Linked DNA regions of Homo sapiens: regions 2, 3, 4 and 5 are each linked to region 1. Evidence: chromatin contacts called from ENCODE Hi-C or POLR2A ChIA-PET data. All regions are on one chromosome and are shown on one strand. The core of a region is the stretch at or near the end of the contact, and the rest is flanking DNA. Distances in the headings are between cores, read along the strand shown. Region 1 overlaps LOC107984569 (a long non-coding RNA gene). Region 2 overlaps FOXO1 (forkhead box O1). Region 3 has its middle 56 kb from the start of LINC00598. Region 4 has its middle 27 kb from the start of LINC00598. Region 5 overlaps LINC00598 (long intergenic non-protein coding RNA 598).

The links. A loop is a pair of places that touch in the nucleus more often than their neighbours do. ChIA-PET counts read pairs that join two places held with the same protein, here RNA polymerase II (POLR2A). Pooled maps may share reads with other maps.
Region 2: a map of HepG2 shows a loop between it and region 1 (6-fold over the local background). The contact joins two enhancer-like sites. A Hi-C loop is called at or near these places in 4 of 168 maps with a recorded cell type or tissue (HepG2, endothelial cell of umbilical vein, heart right ventricle and 1 more), 1 of 37 single-sample maps with no recorded cell type and 4 of 50 pooled maps. POLR2A ChIA-PET finds 5 or more read pairs at or near these places in 2 of 52 experiments (HepG2 and naive thymus-derived CD4-positive, alpha-beta T cell).
Region 3: a map of gastrocnemius medialis shows a loop between it and region 1 (2.6-fold over the local background). The contact joins two enhancer-like sites. A Hi-C loop is called at or near these places in 2 of 168 maps with a recorded cell type or tissue (body of pancreas and gastrocnemius medialis) and 2 of 50 pooled maps. POLR2A ChIA-PET finds 5 or more read pairs at or near these places in 1 of 52 experiments (MCF 10A).
Region 4: a map of endothelial cell of umbilical vein shows a loop between it and region 1 (10-fold over the local background). The contact joins two enhancer-like sites. A Hi-C loop is called at or near these places in 2 of 168 maps with a recorded cell type or tissue (endothelial cell of umbilical vein and naive thymus-derived CD4-positive, alpha-beta T cell), 5 of 37 single-sample maps with no recorded cell type and 8 of 50 pooled maps.
Region 5: a loop to region 1 is called in a map of ovary, with 5 times the contacts of the local background. The contact joins two enhancer-like sites. A Hi-C loop is called at or near these places in 7 of 168 maps with a recorded cell type or tissue (HCT116, HepG2, endothelial cell of umbilical vein and 4 more) and 15 of 50 pooled maps. POLR2A ChIA-PET finds 5 or more read pairs at or near these places in 1 of 52 experiments (activated CD4-positive, alpha-beta T cell).

Annotation. Positions count from the first base shown.
Region 1 is chr13:40,067,983-40,070,853 of GRCh38, forward strand. It overlaps LOC107984569 (a long non-coding RNA gene), which reads right to left. Exons shown (of 3, transcript XR_001749970.1): 3 at 2,703-2,824. Among named protein-coding and RNA genes, the nearest start is that of LINC00332, 110 kb to the right of the region's middle. Within about 2 kb of position 1,394, at least 4 of the 41 ENCODE cell types and tissues checked have a DNase peak (open chromatin) inside an H3K27ac peak, as active enhancers do; they include gastrocnemius medialis and ovary, where a contact is called at or near this core.
Region 2 is chr13:40,561,757-40,564,627 of GRCh38, forward strand. All of the region lies in intron 1 of FOXO1 (forkhead box O1), which reads right to left. Among named protein-coding and RNA genes, the nearest start is that of LINC00598, 82 kb to the left of the region's middle. RefSeq lists an enhancer at 1,572-2,325. Within about 2 kb of position 1,363, at least 12 of the 41 ENCODE cell types and tissues checked have a DNase peak (open chromatin) inside an H3K27ac peak, as active enhancers do.
Region 3 is chr13:40,535,405-40,538,275 of GRCh38, forward strand. No RefSeq gene overlaps it. Among named protein-coding and RNA genes, the nearest start is that of LINC00598, 56 kb to the left of the region's middle. RefSeq lists a silencer at 2,168-2,462. Within about 2 kb of position 1,372, at least 7 of the 41 ENCODE cell types and tissues checked have a DNase peak (open chromatin) inside an H3K27ac peak, as active enhancers do; they include gastrocnemius medialis, where a contact is called at or near this core.
Region 4 is chr13:40,506,935-40,509,805 of GRCh38, forward strand. No RefSeq gene overlaps it. Among named protein-coding and RNA genes, the nearest start is that of LINC00598, 27 kb to the left of the region's middle. Within about 2 kb of position 1,402, at least 3 of the 41 ENCODE cell types and tissues checked have a DNase peak (open chromatin) inside an H3K27ac peak, as active enhancers do.
Region 5 is chr13:40,401,069-40,403,939 of GRCh38, forward strand. All of the region lies in intron 6 of LINC00598 (long intergenic non-protein coding RNA 598), which reads right to left. Among named protein-coding and RNA genes, the nearest start is that of LINC00598, 78 kb to the right of the region's middle. Within about 2 kb of position 1,488, at least 25 of the 41 ENCODE cell types and tissues checked have a DNase peak (open chromatin) inside an H3K27ac peak, as active enhancers do; they include ovary, where a contact is called at or near this core.

The DNA.
Region 1 (2,871 bases), core at 144-2,643:
TAACCGTCATAAATTTGAACTTACAAACTAAATGTCTGTTAACAAAATGCTGCTTTTATTTTTTTTTCATATGCTGGAGTTTTCCATGAGATTTTGTTGGGGAAAAATATATGTAATGCTGAAGAAGTTTGAACACCGTGGAGCAAACCTAAGGATTTAGCTGCACAGGCAAGGGCCTTCCAGCACTGGCCCCGCCTGCCTCTTCAGCCTCAACTCCCCTCTCAGAACCCCTTACACCCTGAGGAGCAAAATCACCAGCTCTCCCTCCATCTGAGCCTTTGTTTAAACATGTTGCATCCTCCTCTGGAATGCACTCCCCCTCCTCACCTCCCATGCACCCCCTTGAACGTCACCCCTAGGAAGCCATCCTGACCTCTCCAGGGATAGGGTCTGTGTTCCCACGTAAATGCTCCTCCAGCACTTCCCACCATTGATGTAAATTTTGCTTGCATGTCTGAGTTCCTAGATGGGAAGGGCAGTCGCTTATTGATATTTATTTACACAGCGGCTATTCATTACCTGGCTCATAATATGTGCTTAATAAATGTGAATTGAATGAACAAATGAATAATTTAAATAACAACCAGGATTTAGTCCTTAATGGATTTGAGCTTCTATATTTCTAAAATGCTCATGGCTGACACTGAATGCATACTAAGTATCAGGAACTGCCCTATTTCTACGAATTTCTTCTTTAATCCTCAAAAACAGTTCTATGAGGTAGGTAGTACAATTATCATGCTAATTTTTCAGATGAGGAAAATGAAGTACAATGAGGTGATATGACTTGAGCAAGTTCCCCAGCTAGTAAAAGGCACAGAGACACTTGACTCTAAGGAGTCCACCATTGTCCTCTACGGGATGCACCGTACTGCTTACACAGAGAAGCCTACATGCAATAGGCCTTCCTTTCCTCTTTCCATTCTATTTACTTGCTTCTTCTTTTTTTTTTTTTTTTTTTTTTTTTTTAGATGGAGTCTCACTCTGTTGCCCAGGCTGGACTGCAGTGGTGTGATCTTGGCTCACTACAGCCTCCGCCTCCCGGATTCAAGCGATTCTCCTGCCTCAGCCTCCTGGGTAGCTGGGACTACAGGCACGCGCCACCATGCCCAGCTAATTTTTGTATTTTTAGTAGAGACCGGTTTTCACCATGTTGGCCAGGATGGTTTCGATCTCCTGATGGGTTTGAAAGTTATGCATGTTAGAATTATGCCTAAGATAAGCATTAACAAGATTCTGAGATGGCATTCTTTGAGTAAAGCATAAACTTTAGAACATGTCTTCTCCTTTAGCAGGACTGGGGCCTTGTTTCTTTTTGCCCTGGTTTTTGTCTACCTAGGTTGGGCTCTGGACACTGAGGGGTCATGGTAGTCCTCAGTCTTCCCTGACTCACCGCTGGGTGGCAGTACACCACACTTCCTTTATTCCTGCTCTTTTATGCGTGCGTGTAGAAGTGGGAGCTCTGCTTTAGGGACCACTCTCCAATTCTCAATCTCCTCTTTTGCTTTTGATGTAAATTATCTCTTACACTTTTAGGTAATAGCAAATATTGTTTGTGTCTGTTTTTATGCACTCGTTTAGAATGACATGGAGCTTTGCCAAAGTCAAACGAAGCACATTTCATTAGACCATTTTCATGGGGAGGTTTTTCTTACACAAAATTATCTACAATTAAAAATGCAGAGAGATTTTCCCCGTGTGGCACAGCTTTTTAAAAGACAGAGTCAAAACCTTTATCGAAAAAGCAATTTATAATGCCAGTAATTTTCTACCTCTGTCCTGCTATTATCAAGGACAGCAGTTTTAAAAGAACTGGCTCTGGTCTCTCTGCTCAGCCTGTCGTGCTCACGTAATGGCTTGTCTGTAACTTCAGCCCATTGCCATGGAAGTCATTATGCCACACGCCCAGAAGGGTGATTTTCTACAGCATCAAAGAGGAAGCAACTGGGTTCAAAATGAAAAACAATCTCTATACATGTGAGAGAAAGAAGCATGATGAGGTGGGAAGGACCCAGAGAACACGATTTTATGTGAAAGAGTGCTATGAATGCAAGTTTTCAAATAGAATATTATCAGAACAAGACAATAATAGTTGAAGTGAATAAAATAATTTTCCTAATGGCCTGTTCCTTCTCTCAAATTTTCTACCATAACACATGGTTAGAAGGTCCCAAATAAATGGCCCTTTACAGCTTCTCTGACATTTCTGGTAGCAAACATTCCAAGTGAATAATTTTATTTCTTTCATAAAATCCTGGAAGGGAATCACAAAGCTGCCTGGCTTTAGATGAGGTCTGGGTCATCTCGTCCATACCTCTGCCTTCAGGAAGGTTCAAACTTACTTTCCTAAGCAGATCAGACTCTACACTGGGAGATACCATGAGCTACTTTTTCTGAGGCCAGGGGCAAAGTTCTCTCAGTGTACTGAGTCAAATATTTTGTTAAGGAAGGAACTTGGGATCTGGAGTCAGGGGATTCCAGTGCAAGCCTGGGCTCCAGGGTTTGCCCACCCTGCAAACGTGGACAAGTCACGTGACATCCTTGTGTTCAGGTTGCCTCATCTTCAAAACCGGAAATAATAACCTACATCACAGGGTTGCTCCAGTGGTCAAGTGAGACAATGGATGTGAAAGGGCTTTGTCAACTGGAAAGTGCTCTTCAAATGTCACTTATTATTATTGTTCTGCTCAGTCCATTCATTTTTCTCTGCATGAGTTGAAGAGTACAGTCCTTTACCATTAATCTGCTCCCATGGAGAAGATGTTGGCTTCTACCTGCGTGCACTGGCACCACCAGCCTCCGCAGCCTGGGAAGGAGGTGTAATCTGAGGAGGAAGGAGGAGTGTGAGACCCATGTGTACAGCAGCAACTT
Region 2 (2,871 bases), core at 113-2,612, 490 kb after region 1:
TCAGGAGTTCAAGACCAGCCTAGCCAACATGGTGAAACCCCATCTCTACTAAAAATACAAAAATTAGTCGGGTGTGGTGGCAGGCGCCAGTAATCCCAGCTACTTGGCAGGCTGAGGCAGGAGAAGGAGACTGCGGTGAGCTGAGATCACTCCAGCCTGGGCAACAAGAGTTAAACACTCTGTCGCCAAAAAAAAAAAAAAAAAAAGAATATAGAAATATAGAGCTGATCAAGAATTAAAGGCCCCCAAATTAATAAGACTTGGATTCATTCACACCTTTAAAGCCCATTAAGCAAATACAAGTGAATGTAAGGAAAACAGAGTCATTGCTTTTGTATTTGAGAAAGCTGACCTGCCAAAAGAAATTTTTTTTTAATTCAAGTAGTGCCCCTACCCTCCAGTTCTACCAATGACCAGTAGTATGAGCAGGATGCACCAACTAACTCCATGACACACCTCCACGTAGCCAGGGGCTACACTGTCCAAACAGACAACCTGGGATGGGAAGAAATGACAGAGAACGCAAAGAGCTCTAACTCTCAAGCTACCGCAGCTTCATAACTAATCATGCCATGTTTATCATCCCTAGGCCAACTAGGGAAGAAAAACCAACAATCTTTCTTTTGAGTACTTCCTGGGTGGCTCTGCTACTTACTTACCTAGGTGACCTTGGGAAGCTGCCTAGCCCCTAATGTGTCTTAAGTTTCCTCACCTGTAAAGCAGGGCTAAATTACAGAGCCTTATCAGGGTTGTTACATGTACTAAATGAGATACATAAAAATGCTCAGCGGTGCCTGGCATGTAAGCAGTCACCATGAAGGGAATATTAGACCCCAACTTAGAATAGTGGTATCCTGCGCCCCAAAGTCCTGCTTCTCTATTCCTATTCAGTGTGGTATGTATAGGAGCTTAGAAGTAGTACAGATACAAACCCACAACTGCAAATATATGGTGAAAGGGGCCAGAGGTGGTCTCTCCAAGTTTCAGCAGAAACACCAGAGCCAGGCTGCAGATGAGAAAGCCATGGTTTGATTCACCTCCTCTACAACACAGAGTAAGATGGTGTTCAGGGGAGTCCGTGGGACACGTGGAAAAGGAGACGAGGGAAACGCTGTGAGCTCCCCAGAAGGAAGGGCCTTGTCTTATAGCTTCTGGCCCCCAGCACAGTACAGGGCACACAGCCACTACACCTTGTTCATTCAGCAGCCTCTTTCCTCAGAGGTCTGCTCCCAAGGAGTGGGATTCTGGGTGCCCTAAGACCCTGGAATGTGCACAGTCTCCCAGCTTTCTTGGCCTCCTCTGCCAACTGGATGCAAGGCTCAGCTGACCATGCCCCCTGCATCTCTGCGGCCCCTCTTCTCAACCACAAAAAGGCTCTGGCTGGATTTGTGGTCACCCAGGGGTGCAGCCACAGCGCCCACATCCTCATGCCATTGACATGGGACGCCCGGGCCCGAGTGCCAACCACTGCGCCTGAGCAGAGCCTCTGCACAGCAGGATGAGGCCTGGCTCCAACACAAACTGGGAGAGAAGTCTTCTCTCATTAAAAGGTGGTAGAAGAGAGAAAATGGAGGGGTCTCACTTTCTAAAGGGAGATGCAAAAGTCAGGGTAAGGCCCAGCAGTCAGGGCTGAGAAATCCACATTTCAAAACGCCCTCTGACTCTCTGTACTGCATTCCGCCTAAAGATTTCAACACAGCAGCTACGTGACAAGCCCTCCTGCCAGAGCATACAGTGAAGTGTGAGAGCGGGGAAGACACCACCGGAGCCCCAGATTCCCGGCTGGAACGGAGCAGGTGTGTGGTGATGGCAGTGACTGTCTCCTGTTCCCAAGAATCCCCACCTTCCTCCACACCCAAGATCTACCCTCACCTCGAGACACGCTGTGAGGAGGGCCAGGGGCTTAGAGTAGGTACAAGAATCCCTAAAAGAGGCCAGGGAGTACATTTCCCTCCCATCCTATTGCATTCCCCTAAGATCCCCAAATTCCTATGGGAAGGCGCCACACACACACATGTATGCTCACAGAGCCACAGCCTTGTCTGCTGTACCCACCAACCCCAGCCGAACCGAGTTCTTAATTCCTCCTTAAGATCAGCAGGCCCGCACTTGGGGTAGCACTGGAATGCAGCCCTGCAGTCTGACCCTGACATTTTCTATACACTGGAAGTCCAGGCATTTGCACAATATTCCATCATGACAGTTTTGTTCTTTGAACACAATAGACACACAGATAAGCTCCGATGAAATCTCTGGAGGAGAGGAAGCTTGACTCCTGTCCCTGTCACATTTAGTTAATGATAAAGGGGGAAGAAAGATCTTCCCAGATAGAAGCTTCCTGGTTGTTGCATTGACTTGGGGAGAGGGGGTGAAGCTCTCTAACATTCATGATAAGCCTGTCAGATCACTGGCAAGCCCAGCTGGGGGTCATTTTTAAAAAGACTGCAGGAGACATAATAAGGAAATCTTTAAAACATTCAAGAAGCGTTCACTAACTCAGGTGGGACATATACTAATTTAGACTTTAAAAAAAAAAAAGCCACAGCAGTCTCCTACTTATCAAAACATCATATTACATATTTTTCTAAGAGGACATTTCAGGTCGCTCTTTGAGTAACAGAGCTGTTTCCTAACTTTGCCAACAATTAAAATTTTTTCCGAACAGGAAAAGGTTTGCTGTGCAGGACTTGTTACATAAATTCCTGTTTTTCACACAGCCAGCGGGACATTAAAGAAGCTACGGTTTCTAGGGGGTGGGGTTTGAAAAGGTAAATTTTGTAAAAATGTGTTGCTATTAACGACGTTGTGTCTGCACTCCCCTACTGGCCACAGGAGAGGCTGGATGGAAGAGCAGTTCACCAGAAGGACTTC
Region 3 (2,871 bases), core at 122-2,621, 470 kb after region 1:
GGCCTGGCACCATGGAAAGGGCACGGAAAGGGCTGCCAAAGCCGTCCTCGCGCCCACGCACGAAACCACCACCTCCGCAGCCGGGCCCAGCAGCTCCACTCCATCTCCCCTTTTCAAAATGAAGACCCTAAGATCTCCTTCGAGGAGATGAGCAGAAAGCCCAGCCGCAGAGCTGCGGACGCTAACGCCAGCGCCAAGCGGGTGCCGACACTCCCTGTGCTGTTCCGGCCCCACACCATCTGGAAAACAAGGTCGTCTTACCCTGTTTAGTCCATGAGGAAAGAAAGGCTCAGCTCAGGGAGGACATTTGCCCAAGGTTACATAACTGGTGGGTGCGCGGGCCAGGCCTGACATCGGGTCCACCCAGATGCCAACCTTCCTTACTGCTCCTCTCCAGCGCCTCAGCCAGCTCCCAGCCTGGGACCCAGAAAGGCCCAGAGCCCGCGCTCATGCCAGCACACGATATCTTCGGTACTAATCCCCGGATTTCATTAATCTCTATCACAGGTCCAAAGAGGAGGGGTCGCTGAGGCTGGGCTAATCTCCCTCCCGAGTTTGACTTCCAACTTTCCATGAAGGCCTTAGCCCTATTGCATCCCATGGGACCAAGTAAAAACCTTAGGCTCCCAGAAGATCAAGGGGATGTTTATCTGGCATCTAGGGATCAACTTCTGGAAGAAAAAAATACAGCAATATATCTAAATCCATTTCTTCAGGAAATTAATGAATGGAAGGGCTGCTCTTAGCAGAGTCTCCAGAACTGAATATGCAGAGGGCTTAAGGGTTCCTTTTCTAAGTAAGAGCTGTCTCACTGCTTCCTTTTTTTATTTTTTTTTTTTTTTTATTTTTTATTTTTGTGAGACAGGGTCTTGCTTTGCCACCCAGGCCGGAGTGCAGTGGCACAATCATGGCTCACTGTATCCTGGACCTCCTGGGCTCACACAATCCTCCTTCCTCAGCTCCCAAGTAGCTAAGACTACAGGCACGTGCCCCCACACCTGGCTCTTTTTTTTTTTCTTTCTTTCTTTCTTTTTTTTTTTTTTTTTTTTTTTTTTTTTTTTTTTTGTAGAGAGGGGGTTTCGCTATGTTTCCCAGGCTGGTCTCTAATTCCTGACCTCAAGTGATCCGCCCACCTTGGCCTCCCAAAGCGCTGGGGTTACAGGCGTGAGGTTACAGGCCAAGCCCTTAAATTATTCAAAGCTAAAGTTCTACTCCCAAGACCCCAAGGTTAACCGAAGTCCAGAAGTCCTCCGGTACCTGAAATACCTCACAGCTGCTAGGCTTTATGGCTGTTGTCAGACTGTTCAAACACAAACAGAGCCAAATATCCTGCCAGCCAGCACGGACCTGCTCCCAAGAATCATGTGTTATGGTTTCCATCACACCCAGCCATCAAGTCCTGTTTGAGCTTGTCATCCCTGCAAGCCATGTGACTGCTGGCACCTACCTGGGTCACATTTGCCTCTTCCCTTGGGACACAGCTTTTTGCAAAAAGGCCATAGCCACTTGCTAGGATGAGTCAGAAGTTCCTCAAATCTCCTGACACAACTCAGGGGCAAAGAGAAAGGGACAGCAAACAGGCCCAGCAGGGGCTGTCTAGCCATGACATAAGAAGCCAGCACATATCTTTAGAGGAGCGTTCAGCTCCGAATCCCAACCTGCTTCACAAACACCTGGGGCAAACTCCAGAGATGGCATTTCCACTGGCAATGACAGGAATCGGGCCAAACACCACACATCCCCCTGGACACTCTTGACGTTCAATACATTCACAGAAGCTTCCTTGACCACTCCTGGGCCCTGTGACCCTATCAGGCCAAGGAGCTGGTTCACAGAAAGTGAAAGATTCTGACAAGCAGAGTATTTTCCCTCTGAGCAGGTGTGGTTCCTCACTGAAACAGGAATCCTCTTTATTCCACAAGCGAGACACAGAACAAACAGTGCCCCAGGCCGGAGAACTGAGGCCAGACCTGCTTCCCAGGTGACCCCGGTGTCCACAAAATAAATGCCCCTGTAGGATGGGGATCATCCGCCTGCCTCTTTGCACACACTAGTCTCCTGGCCATTCTCCTGCGAAGGCCTCAACCTCCCAAAGCCCTTTAAAAGATAACATTTTTTCCATCCCCTTTTAATTATCTTGAGCCAATGGGGACAGGTTCAGACTCTGTCCCTGATTACTTTGATGGGTAAATCCCCTGCTGCTCGGCTGAGGAGGGCTCTCAGTAACCTCAGTCCAGCCATCCAGCTCCCCACAGCCCCGCCGCCAGGAAGAGCCTGGCTCCACAACCCCGTGCCAGGCCCTTGACTTCCAGCCAAGCGTACCCACTCACTCTTTTCCTGTGCTTTCCTGATTTTTAAAAGAGCTGGCACGGGGGCTCATGCTTGTAATCCTGGCACTTTGGGAGGCCAAGACCAGAGGATCTCTTGAGCCCAGGAGTTCGAGACCAGCCTGGCCAACATAGAGAGACTCCCATCTCTGCAAAACAATTAAAATAGAAAGATTATTGGGTGGGTGCAGCATACCAATATGGCACATGTATACATATGTAACAAACCCACACATTGTGCACATGTACCCTAGAACTTAAAGTATAATAATAATAATAATAATATATATATAAAAGATTATTGGGGCCAGACGTGGTGATTCATGCCTGTAATCCCAGCACTTTGGGAAGCTGAGGCAGGCAGATCATCTGAGGTCAGGAGTTCGAGACAAGCCTGGCCAACATGGTGAAACCCCATTTCTACTAAAAATACAAAAATCATCCAAGTGTGGTGGTGGGCTCCTGTAGTCCCAGCTACTTGGGAGGCTGAGGCAGGAGAATTGCTTGAACCCAGGAGGCAGAGATTGCAGCGAGTTGAGATCAC
Region 4 (2,871 bases), core at 152-2,651, 440 kb after region 1:
AAAGAGAGGCTGGGACCCAAAGAAAAGAAGAAGAGAGCTGGAGGCGGGGTGCAAGAGGCAGAACAGGGATGTGTCTAGATGATGACAAAAGACCTTCCTGAAGCTGGTGACTTAGTGGGCTTGTATGATGCAGGGTCCTGGACCTTGGTCTCCTGTAGGGAAATGCTTACCTCACGGGCCACAACACCAGCACAAGCAAATGAGCTTCCTGGTAAAAATGAGCGACACCATCAGAGAGACATCAGAAGGGAGGCATCAGAGGCACCAGGTAACGGGAGGGGAAGCAACATGCAGCACCCACAGATGGCAACAGTGGAATGAGAATGCACCAGAAGGTCCTGGTGGGTGGCAAGCAGGATTCTGCCTCCGCCAACTCATCAACACAACACGGGTTCTTTTCGTCTTTCCTCTAACCACAAATCATTCATTAATTTTCTTTAGTGTCTTCCGGGATTGCCATCCTCCCATTTCCATTGAGGATTCCTCAACTTAACAAAAGTGTTCGTTGGGTTAGAACCAGACCTGAAAGCAGCGAGGGAGGAGCACGCACACACATTTCATTATGAATTTGTAGCTTACATGCACCCAGTAGTTCTTCCTCAGATGGATGCATATTTTATCTATGTGAATTACCCTGGAGTTGTGACTTTCTAATTTTGTCTTAATTAAACGTGTTTCCTTTCCCAATTAGCCAGGTCTATGTTGAGTTTTAAGGTAACTCTCCAAGGTGCCAACATTCCCCCAACCTACTGTCACACACAAATGTCCACACCTTCCACTTATTCAAGTAAAAGAACCAGAAGGAAGGATGTTCATTCCCTTTTTTTTTTTTTTTTTTTTTTGAGACAGAGTCTCATTCTGTCACCAGGCTGGAGTGCAATTGTGCAATCTCGGCTCACTGCAACTTCCACCTCCCGGGTTCAAGCGATTCTCCTGCCTCAGCCTCCCGAGTAGCTGGGATTACAAGCATGCACCACCACGCCCAGCTAATTTTTGGTATTTTTAGTAGAGACAGGGTTTCATCGTGTTGGCCAGGATGGTCTCAATCTCTTGAACTTGTGATCCACCTGCCTCGGCCTCCCAAAGTGCTGAGATTCCAGGCGTGAGCCACTGCGCCCAGCCCATTCCCTCTTTAATTAGCTTTTTCTCCTTATGCCTTTTTGATTTTTTCATCTCAACACAAAGCGAACACAAATCTAGAAAGAGAGAGAGAGAACTTCATCTGGAAACAAAAGATAGAACCCTTTCCATTTCATTGGCTGGCAATAAAGACTGAAACTTCATCACCATGTTGCCTGGCAACCCAGGAAATATTGTTGTGATTAAACAAAAACTATCTGGAGTAAATTCACAATGAAACAGCTGAAAAGCATTATATCATCCTGCATTCCACTATGAAGACATGAGCAGCAGATACCCTGGGACTGTTCACCCCCCAAAACACAAAAAAACAAATATACCGACATCGCCAAGAGGCAGCCTAGAGGCCAGGAAATTCCCTGGACTAGGATCAGAAGTCCTGGGCAAGTCTCATAACCTTTGGGGCGGTCAGAGTTTTTTTCATCTGCAGAAAGAACAAGTAGAATTAATAAGCTCTGACATTTCATGTTTCAAAAGAAATAGTAAAAACTGGGAGCATCGTGCCAGTCATCTTTTTGAACGGCAGCATTCATTTAAGAGCCATGAACAGTGATCCACAGGCCTAAAGGGTGAAAGTCGCCCATCTTGCCTTAAATAAAATCCACAGTGGGATTGGTTGGGTTCCCATAAGCTGTTGATGCCCCAGTTATTACAAGTAACTCTCCTGGCTTAGAAAAGCAGAAGCTCAGCATTATGAGAACAGCTCATCTCATTAAGACAAAAATATCTCCTAGAAATTTCTTTAAGGCTATTACAGCGAGCAACCTTGGAATCAAAGAGACCAGGCAAAATTAAAGCAACTTGTTTGTAGAAATCACAAGTGAGTAGACTTAAAAAAAAAAAAAATCTGACAAAAGAAGCTGCAGATGAAACCTAAAAACCACAGCAACAAAGCTTTGAAGAATATAGTGTGGTGGCTAAAAACATTAAAATCAAAGACTCTGGGTTCAAATTCTGTCTTTACCACTGATTGGTTGGGGTGCTATTGAAACTCTGCATCTCCATTTATCCATCTGTATGTGAGTATGATTACTGTAGGAATGAAATGAGTTAGTAATATGCTTAGAAGAGTGGCTGACACATAGTTAGCAGCTGTCGTTATTTCAGCATGAGCCCATAATTGTTAATACCAGTGCTAGAGTCAGATGGGCCTGGATTCAAAGCCCAGCACCACTGGTTATTAGCAGTTGACCTCTGTGCAAGCTTCTTAACCTCCCTCTAAGTCTCGGTTTTTCATCAATAAGATGGGAATAATCATATAATACCTCATAGAGTTGTGAGGATTAAATGAGATAATGCTTGTGAAATGCACAGCAGAACATAGCTGTCACAAATCTCTACTGTCCAGGATTCATCAAGAAATTTCTCTGCAATTTCCCTATTAATAGTTTCTCACTGCTTTTCCATGCCATAAAAACTAACAATGAGCCAGTCACGGTGCCTCATGCCTGTAATCTTGGTGGGAGGATCGCTAGAGCCCAGGAGTTCGAGAGCAGCCTGGGCAACAAAGTGAAACCCTTTCTCTACAAAAAATTTAAAAATTACCTGGGCTTGGTGGTGTACACCTGTAGTCCCAGCTACTTGGGAGGCTGAGGTGGGAGAATCACCTGAGCCCAGTAGGTCAAGGCTGCAGTGAGCCATGATCATGCCACCGCACTCCAGCCTAGGCAACAGAGTGAGACCTTGTCTCAAAAACAAACAAACCAACAAACAAAAAAACCCAAACAATAA
Region 5 (2,871 bases), core at 238-2,737, 330 kb after region 1:
TTCTAGCTATATTGAACTGAAGAAAAACATAGCCACTGTTGTAGCATGGAGAGGCCAGGGATACTGGGTGCCACAGGGGGATTCTGGAAGAAGGAGAGACTAGATTTGGGGAAAGAACCATCTGTCTCTGCAAAAGGCCCCAACTTTCCTTCAAAAACTTATTTTCTATTAGGCCTTTGCCCAAACTTAACAACAGATATTTATGTAAAACTGCCTATGTGCCAGGCACTCTTCTAAGTGCTTTACATAGAATCCTAACAACAGTCCAATGAAACAAGTACCATTATCATCCCCATTTTATAGATGCAGATGCTAAGAACTAGAAGGATGAAGAAGTCCAGAGAGTCTCAAAACTGCTTGGGATTTATATCAGTACCTCTAGGAAATGTGTTAAAATGTAAATTCACATCCTCCAGGATTAGGCAAAGTAACTAAGAAAAAAGAAAATTGAGGACTGACAAGAAGACCAAAGGTGGAACCCTGAGAAACAGCAGCTACATTTATGGGACAGATGGAGGAAGAATTGACCTCAGGGTGTGGTGTGAGAAGGTAGCAGGAGAGCCAAGGCAGGGTGCTGTCTTGGCCATTCAGGGAAGGGTGTTCAAATAATGAGGTCACGTCAACCATTTCAGGAAGGTATTGGGAAGTGTTTGCTGGGATTGGCAATTAGCAGGTCACTTACAACTTTGTTGAGAAGAGTTTTAGTGTCGTGCTGGGGAAAGAATAATGGTCTCATCCTCAAATACCTTGTAAGACCCTTGAAGGAATCTCTCTCTCTCTCTCTCTCTCTCTCTCTCTGCGTCTGTTATCTTTGACCAGGCTTATACACAGTAAGTGCTCATTTTGCTGATTTTGCCATTGCTGACAAAGATAATGACATTCTACTATTGCTGTTATGAAGTCAAGAGCAAAAGATGGTGTGTATGTGAGTTGAGATTTCGAAAATATGGGTGCAGGAGGCAATTACCCCTCAATTTCAGTTAGGTAGGAAAGGGGGCAGGCAGACAGAGCTTCCTGCATTGCAGAGAGAGATGACCACAGGATGCCCCATAGACAGAGACCAACTCTACTCAGCCAGAGAGAGAAACTGCAGTTCTCCGATAGTAAATGCAGTTGTCCCCTCTTATGGAGACTCAGCTGCCAAAAACTTAGGTGAAGGTTCAAGGTCACTGTGAACCCAGGGCCACCCTGAAATGCTGTCCATTTGTCTGCCTCTAGTCCTTTTTCGGCTTCTAAAGTCCAATCATTCTTTGCCCTTATAACCACTCTGGTGTGTCTTGGAGAGAAAACACAGTTCTTCACGGTTTGCCAGTAGTCGAGGGAGGAATCTGAAAGCTGACTGTTTCTCCCACAGCTTCAGGAGCATTAAAACTTCAAAAGAGGAACTATTTATGCTGTCATTACCACAGCGGTCACTTCTGCAGGATTTCTTTCTCTGATGCAGCACTGGTTGGACACACTTGGCCCAGGGCCGAGAGGGGAGAGGAGGGCGTTACAGAGACACTGAGTCATCCTGCCTCCTCCACGCCCTCCGCAGCTGCCCCTCACTGCACTTCCTCCTCCTCCTCAAGTTAAAGGTCAGCCTCTCATGCTCGTGCCAAGTTTTGCGAAACACACATACGCCAAAAAAAAAAAAAAAAAAAAAGGCTTCAGAAAGGGTAAATTTTTTAACATGAAAAGAAATAAGGAAAGCCTCCTTCAAAAATACATGCAAAAATAAGTAATCCTTCCCCCATACTACTTAATAACTCCAGAATGATAAAAATTTTCCAATTGTGAATATGTAAGGAATAAAATAAAAGGAATGAATGCCCCACTGTGTTAATGCAGCCCTTTTTAAAATGATCCTAATTTCTTCCAGAAGGCTCTGGAGGGTAGATTGCAAGGTTTGTCTTAATATAGAATTATTCCCTTCTCTCCGCTTGTCTTTAGAACCAGTGTGAACATGGTGATATTTTACAGTTGGCAACCTGTACTTCGCTGCTCAAAAATGCTGCATTCCAAGGGCTACAATCATGCATTGTGCATTTGAAATGCCTGTTGCTAAGAACAAATATCAACCCCAGGACGACCCCACTCAGCAGATCGGCCAACTCCCGCACAGAGCTGTTTCCCGACCTCTGGTCAGAGACAGGAAGCCCATTGGACCCTAGGCCCAGGCAAGTGCGGAGGGTTCCCAGGCAGGTGACATGGTAAAATGTAGACGACTAGCTCTCTGTCTGTCTTCAGGATAACGTCTGCCTCCCACCCTTCCTGGTCCCAGCTTAGGAATGTATGCAGCCCTTTTATGTGCATTGCCAGGAGGCTTGTGAAGTAGATTGGACAGAGGTTTTACAGCATTGTTCCTATTTAACTGATCAAGGACTGAACCTTGTAGTTTAACAACATGAAGTTGTACGGGAACAACTAAGCAGTTGCTGGACTAAAACCCTCAGCTTCCGAATCGCAGCCCCATTAAACTCACTTCCAGCCCCGTTGTACCCTCTTTCCCCATGAGGCCGCCCCAGTGGTGCTGAAAACAGGGACTGACCTGGTTGCAACGGGAGCCTGGGGTCCTGTTCTTTGCATGTTCCCACACTGCCCTTAAAGGCTGACTGCCCCGTGGGCACTGTACATCTGCAGATCACTCGCTTTCGACATTCAGAGACCTCCATCTCATGGCAGGGTTGCCCGTGTCCACACCTCGCACTTCTCCCATGCCACTTACAGCCTGTTTCAGATTAGTTTTAACAATTGTTTTCTGGAGATTTTCCAAACTTTCCTCAGCCAAACAATCAGGGAAAGGGATAGGCCTGGCGCCGTGCAGAGGAATGGAGCCCTTCCCGCCCTGGAGCCACCTCCAACAGAGGCAACTCCGTGTACGGTGAACAT